Linked DNA regions of Homo sapiens: region 2 is linked to region 1. Evidence: read pairs that join two places in POLR2A ChIA-PET (ENCODE). Cell type or tissue: Caco-2. All regions are shown on one strand. Links, peaks and the distances in the headings refer to the core of each region. The heading gives the core; the rest is flanking DNA.

What was found. Peaks named below come from ENCODE experiments on the same cell type or tissue, not always from the same donor. Only the 100,000 strongest peaks of a DNase experiment are listed, where the experiment ranks them.
Region 2: POLR2A ChIA-PET joins it to region 1 with 11 read pairs; 2 of 35 experiments call an interaction of 5 or more read pairs at or near these places.

Annotation. Positions count from the first base shown.
Region 1 is chr17:42,645,032-42,649,227 of GRCh38, forward strand. It overlaps the pseudogene ATP5MGP7 and the pseudogene HMGB3P27. Among named protein-coding and RNA genes, the nearest start is that of TUBG2, 12 kb to the right of the region's middle. In Caco-2, for the core only: no CTCF peak of the experiment used is centred there; no DNase peak of the experiment used is centred there.
Region 2 is chr17:42,185,566-42,188,065 of GRCh38, forward strand. No RefSeq gene overlaps it. Among named protein-coding and RNA genes, the nearest start is that of HCRT, 1.4 kb to the left of the region's middle. In Caco-2, for the core only: no CTCF peak of the experiment used is centred there; no DNase peak of the experiment used is centred there.

The DNA.
Region 1 (4,196 bases), core at 799-3,298:
TTTTTGAGACAGTTTTGCTCCTGTTGCTCAGGTTGGAGTGCAATGGCGCAATCTCAGTTTACCTCACACCACCTCCATCTCCCGGGTTCAAGTGATTCTCCTGCCTCAGCCTCCTGAGTAACTGGGACTACAGGTATGCGCCACCATGCCTGGCTAATTTTGTATTTTTAGTAGAGATGGGGGTTTCTCCATGTTGTTTAGGCTGGTCTCGAACTTCTGATCTCAGGTGATCCACCCGCTTCAGCCTCCCAAAGTGCTGGGATTACAGGTGTGAGCCACCACGCCTGGCTTTTCTTTTCTTTTTTTTTTTAATAGGCATGTTTCAGAGCTCAGTTTGATTACGTAACATCTAGCATGAGTGACTCCATTCTGGTTTGGTCTGGATCGCTAGGGCCTAGGACAGGAGGCTAGTCTAAAGCAATGGACTCCTGTAAATTGTATTTAACAGCATGAATAGGATCTTCCACGGAGAATATGTGGTCTGGGAACATCCTAGATTGGAAGAGGACTAGACTACAACCTGACAGTGAATGGCAAAGAAAAATGAAGGAGCCAGCAAAAAAAGCAGAAAGAAAACTGGCGTGTGTCAGTATGGTTTCATTGCCTACCCCTTCATTTGGGACAAAGCCTCGATTTCGTTTTGCATTCCACCCTTCCTCCAAGTGGTTCAGCAATGAGTCCTGATTAATCCAAGCCAATCACTGTTATCACAATTCCCTGCCAGGGACTGATTTAGGAAGGGGCATATAATACAATACAGGCCAGTGAGATGTGAGGATAAAGACTTCTGGGGGCTTCTGGGGAAGGTCTCCTCATTGGTTAAAAATAAAGAGACATATGGGAAAAGACACACTCTCTAGCTGCATTTTTTCATGTTGGGATATAGCATTGGAATGACTTGTATTAGGGTTTTCCAGAGAAACAGAACCAGTAGGTTCTAGATATAGATATACAGATAGATATTTATATATGAGGAGATTTATAGGAATTGGCTCATGTGGTTATAGAGGCCAGGAAGACCCATGATATGCTCTCTGCAAGCTGGAGAACCTGGAAAGCCAGTGTGTAATTCTGTCTGAGTCCAAACGCCAGGTAATCAGCTGAGGGCCAATGATGTGGGTCCCACTCTGAGTTTGGAAGCCCAAGTCCGAGGGTAGGAGGAAATGGGTGTCTCAGCGCAAGCAGAGAGAGGGAGTTCACCCTTGCTCGATCCTTTTGTTCTATTCAGGCCTTTAATGAATTGGGTGATGCCTACCCACACTGGGAGAGCCATCTGCTTCACTCAGTTCATCAGCTCAAATGAGAATCCCTTCCAGAAACACCCTCACAGACACAGCCAGAAATAATGTTTTACCGGTTATCTGGGCATCCCTTAGCCCAGTCAAGTAATACACCCAATTAACCATCACACACTGCTGCAGTCATCCTCGAACAGTGCAGAGAGCACCTTTAGGACAAGCCATCGTCTTCAGGGTGGTAGATCAGAATGGTGGACGGTAGCTGGGAGCAACAGCTCATGCATGTAATCCCAGCACTTTGGGAGGCCAAGGCAGGCAGATTGCTTGATCCCAGGAGTTCAAGACTAGTCTGGGTGACATGGTGAAACCCTGTCTCTACCAAAAAAAAAAAAAAAACAAAAAAATTAGCTGGGCATGGTGGTGCATGCCTGTACTCCCAGCTACTTGGGAGGCTGAGGCAGGAGGATCATTTGAGCCCAGACGTCGAGGCTGTGGCGGGCCAAAATCATGCCACTGTACTCCAGCCTGGGTGATAGAGTGAGACCCTATCTCAAAAAAAAAAAAAAAAAAAAAAAAAGGTGGAAGGCACCCAAGTCCCTGATGACACTGCTGAGCCTTCAAATTAATCAGCCCTGAAGCTCTTCAAATGTGAGGTATATTTTTCCTATGGTTCAAGCTACTTGACTTGGATTCTTTTTTTTTTATTTGCAGCTAAAGGCACAGCCATAGAGAAGAATACTGCAAGAGCCTAGGCGGCAGAAAGCTCCAAAGAGGAAACGAGTTGGCATCTGAGGCTGCAGGGAAATGGAGTCATATGGAGACAGAAAAAGGTACTTTAGGCTGGGTGTGGTGGTGCATGCCTGTAATCCTAGCTACTTGGGAGGCTGAGGCAGGAGAATCGCTTGAACCCAGGAGGCAGAGGTTGCAGTGAGCCGAGATCGCACCACTGCACCGTGCCAGCCTGGGCAACAAGAGTGAAACTTCATCTCAAAAAAAAAAAAAAAAGAAAGAAAAAAAGGCCAGGCACAGTGGCTCATGCCTGTAATCCCAGCACTTTGAGGGCCAAGGCAGGAGGATCACTTGAGATCAGGAGTTTGAGACCAGCCTGGCCAACATGGTGAAACCTGGTTTCTACTAAAAATACAAAAATTACCTGGGCATGGTGGTGCGCGCTGGTAATCCCAGCTACTCGAGAGACTGAGGCAGGAGAATCGCTTGAACCTGGGAGGCGGAGTTTGCAGTGAGGCAAGATCATGCCATAGCACTCCAACCTGGGTGGTAGAGCGAGACTCTGTCTCAAAAAAAAAAAAAATTAAATTAAATAAATTTTAAAAAACCACACCACGAGATTCACAGCACCCAATCTAAAGAGCTCAGTTTACCTGTTGCCATGATAATGAGGCCCCCTCTGTTTCAATCCTGTAAGGAAATCGCTTTGAAACAACCAATCCACTTTTTGTTCTCTGTTTCTGCTTTCCTCAGTCCTTTTCTGTCTATAAAACCAATCTTTTGGATGTTCAGCTGCCTGTTTGGGGTGACGGACTTTCCATCCTAGAACCACGGCCTAATTTGTCCGTAACCTCACAGAGGTGACTCTGGCGCTAGTGAACAATGCTGCTGTGACTTATGTGAAACCTCAACTGGCCACATTTTGGTACTATGCCAAAGTTGAGCTGGTTCCTCCACCCCTGTTGAGATCCCTAGAGCTATCCAAAGCCTGGGGGAAAAAAATAAGTCACTAGTGCTCAAACTGGTAGCTTCAAACCGCTCACAGTTAAGGAAGTGGTGCTGAATGATTTGGTGGCCACTGAGGTGTGAATGTGGTTTTATGTTGGAGAGATCACAGGCAAGTGTGGCATGATTGGCTATAATATTTGAAGAACAAGACTAGTGAACAATACAGTCAGGATGGCTAAAGGTGACCCCAAGAAACCAAAGGGCAAGATGTCTGCTTATGCCTTCTTTGTGCAGACGTGCAGAGAAGAACATAAGAAGAAAAACCCAAAAGTCCCCATCAATTTTGCAGAATTTTCCAAAAAGTGCTCTGAGAGGTGGAAGACAATGTCCAAGAAAGAGAAATCTAAATTCAATGAACTGGCAAAGGCGGATAAAGTGCACTATGATCAGGAAATTAAGGATTATGGACCAGCTAAAGGAGGCAAGAAGAAGGATCCTAATGCCCCCAAAAGGCCACCGTCTGGATTCTTCCTGTTCTGTTCAGAATTCTGCCCCAAGAGCAAATCCACAAACCCCGGCATCCCTATTGGAGACGTGGCAAAAAAGCTGGGTGAGATGTGGAAGAACTTAAATGACAGTGAAAAGCAGCCTTACATCACTCAGGCGGCAAAGCTGAAGGAAAAGTATGAGAAGGATGTTGCTGTCTATAAGTCGAAAGGAAAGTCTGATGGCGCAAAGGGTCCTGCTAAAGTTGCCCAGAAAAAGGTGGAAGAGGAAGATGAAGACGAGGAGTTCTGTATTCTACACTCGGTGCTAACTTTTTGGTATGTCTATTGCCTTCACAAAACCATATGACTTTGGTTTGCTATCTCTATTTTCTGAGCTTAAAATAGTGTGCAAGGCCGGGCGTGGTGGCTCACACCTGTAATCCCAACACTTTGGGAGGCCGAGGCAGGTGGATTACCTGAGGTCAGGAGTTTGAGACCAGCCTGGCCAACATGGAGAAACCGTGTCTCTACTAGAAATACAAAATTAACCGGGCGTTGTGGCTCATGCCTGTAGTCTCAGCTACTGGGGAGGCTGAGGCAGGAGAATCGCTTGAACCTGGGAGGCGGAGGTTGCAGTGAACCGATCGTGCCGTTGCACTCCAGCCTGGGCAACAAGAGTGAAACTCCGTCTCAAAACAAAACAAAACAAAACAAAACAGTGTGCAAACTTGCAGGTGTACCCACTGAACCTAGAATAAGAGTTGGAAAGAAAAAAATATATATATGGCAAATA
Region 2 (2,500 bases), core at 1-2,500, 460 kb before region 1:
GGGGGCCGTCTCCAGGCTGGGCCCAAGGAATGGCCGCTGCGGCGTTCAGAGGCCAGGGTTGGATCACTGTGCCCCTGATCACCCCCTTGTCTGTCTATCTGCTCCCTGGAGATGGGGCGGTCTCCGGGCACTAATGAGGCCACCTTGCACCCAGGAATCTGGGAGCACAAAAGAGGCGCTGGCCTGGGACAATATGGAGGGAGGCAGCTGCTAATTAGGGGCGGGAGAGAGGCAGACGCGAGACCCCACATTATGTGTGTGGGGGGTGGAGCAGCCAGCAGCAGTCCTCTCCCTCCCCTGCTTCTTGTCGCTGCTCCTGGGGACTGTCAGGCTCCAGGACCTTCTTCCTTCATGGAAAGGCTCCTTAGCTGCCCCCTCCCCCTAGCTTTTTTTCTCCCTTCTGCCCTTTCCACTAGCCTCTGAGATGGAAAACCTTGAAAACTCAGCCTAGACAGTGGGAGGTAAGAAGCCAAAACCAAGCCCAATTTCTCTTTCTTTCTTTTCTGTGTGTGTGTGTGTGACTAAATTTTGGTCTTGTTGCTCAGGCTGGAGTGCAGTGGTATGGTCATCTTGGCTCACTGCAACCTCCGCCTTGGGTTCAAGCGATTCTCCTGCCTCAACCTCCTGAATAGCTCCTGAATAGAATTACAGGCACACGCCACCACAACCAGCTAATTTTTGTATTTTTAATAGAGACAGGGTTTCACCATGTTAGCCAGGGTGGTCTCAAACTCCTGACCTCAAGTGATCCACCCACCTCAGTCTCCAAAAGTGTTGGGATTACAGGCGTGGGCCACTGCACCAGGCCCCCCCGCTTTTTTTTTCTTCCTTCCTTCTTTCCTTCTTCCTTCCTTCCTGCATTTCTTTCTTTCTTTCTCTCTCTCACTCTCTCCCTCTTTCTTTCTTTCTTCTTCTTCTTCTTTTTTTTTTTTTTGAGACGGAGTTTCACTCTTGTTGCCCAGGCTGGAGTGCAATGGCGCAATCTCAGCTCACTGCAACCTCCACCTCCAGGGTTCAAGCAATTCTCCTGCCTCTGCCTTCTGAGTAGCTGGGATTACAGGCATGCGCCACCATGCCTGGCTAATTTTGTATTTTTAGTAGAGACAGGGTTTCTCCATGTTGGTCAGGCTGGTCTGGAACTCCTGACCTCAGGTGATCCGCCTGCCTCAGCCACCCAAAGTGCTGGGATTACAGGCATGAGCCACCATGCCTGGCCTTCTCTCTTTCTTCATTTTCTTTTCTTTTTCTTTTCTTTCTTTTTTTTTTTTTTTTTTGAGACAGTCTCACTCTGTCGCCCAGGCTGGAGTGCAGTGGCGCGATCTCGGCTCACTGCAAGCTCCGCCTCCCGGGTTCACGCCATTCTCCTGCCTCAGCCTCCTGGCAGCTGGGACTACAGGTGCCCGCCACCACGCCCAGCTAATTTTTTGTATTTTTAGTAGAGACGGGGTTTCACTGTGTTAGCCAGGATGTTCTCGATCTCCTGACCTCGTGATCTGCCCGCCTCGGCCTCCCAAAGTGCTGGGATTACAGGCGTGAGCTACCACGCCCAGCCCTCTTTATTTTCTTTCTTGAGAAGGTTTCACTCTGTCACCCAGGCTGGAGTGCAGTGGGACAATCATAGCTCACTGCAGCATCAAATGCCACGGCTCAAGCAATGCTCTCACCTCAGCCACCCAAGTAGCTGGGACCACACAGATGCATGCCACAATCCCTGGCTAATATTTAAATTTGTTTGTAGAGACTGGGACTCCCAGGCTGGTCTCAAATCCCTGGCTCAAGCCATCCTCCCCCTTCAGCTTCCCAAACTGCTAGGATTACAGGTGTGAGCTACTGTGCCTGACCAAACTCAGTTTCTACCAGAGGCTGATAGAAAGCTTCTACCTCCCCAGCTTTCTCCCTGGCTCAGGCTACCTGGAGGGGAGGAATGTAGTCCCACTCTACAGTCAACACGGAGTGAGCCGCCATGCATTGAAGAACACATGTCATCTCCAGGCCCAAGCTTCTTATTCACAACCTCTTTTTTTTTTTTTTTTTTTTTTTTTTTTTTTTTTTTTTTTGGAGATAGAGTTTCACTCTTGTTGCCAAAGCTAGAGTGCAAAGGCACGATATTGGCTCATTGCAACCTCTGCCTCCTGGGTTCAAGCAATTCTCCTGCCTCAGCCTCCCAAGTAGCTGGGTTTACAGGTGCACACCACCATGCCCAGCTAATTTTTTGTATTTTTAGTAGAAACACAGTTTCACCATGTTGGCCAGGCTGGTCTTGAACTCCTGACCTCAGGTGATCTGACTGCCTCGACCTCCTAAAGTGCTGGGATTACAGGCATGAGCCATGGCACCTGGCCTACAACCTCTTTATTGAGCTCCTGCTGCATGCCACACCAGGCACTGGGCATGGGGGCAATTGTGCACAGGATCTAGCCCAGTTTCCAAGGAACTCATATTCCAGGTGGGAGGCAGTTCAGGCATAATGATAGTTCAGTGAAGGAGAGGACTACTGCCC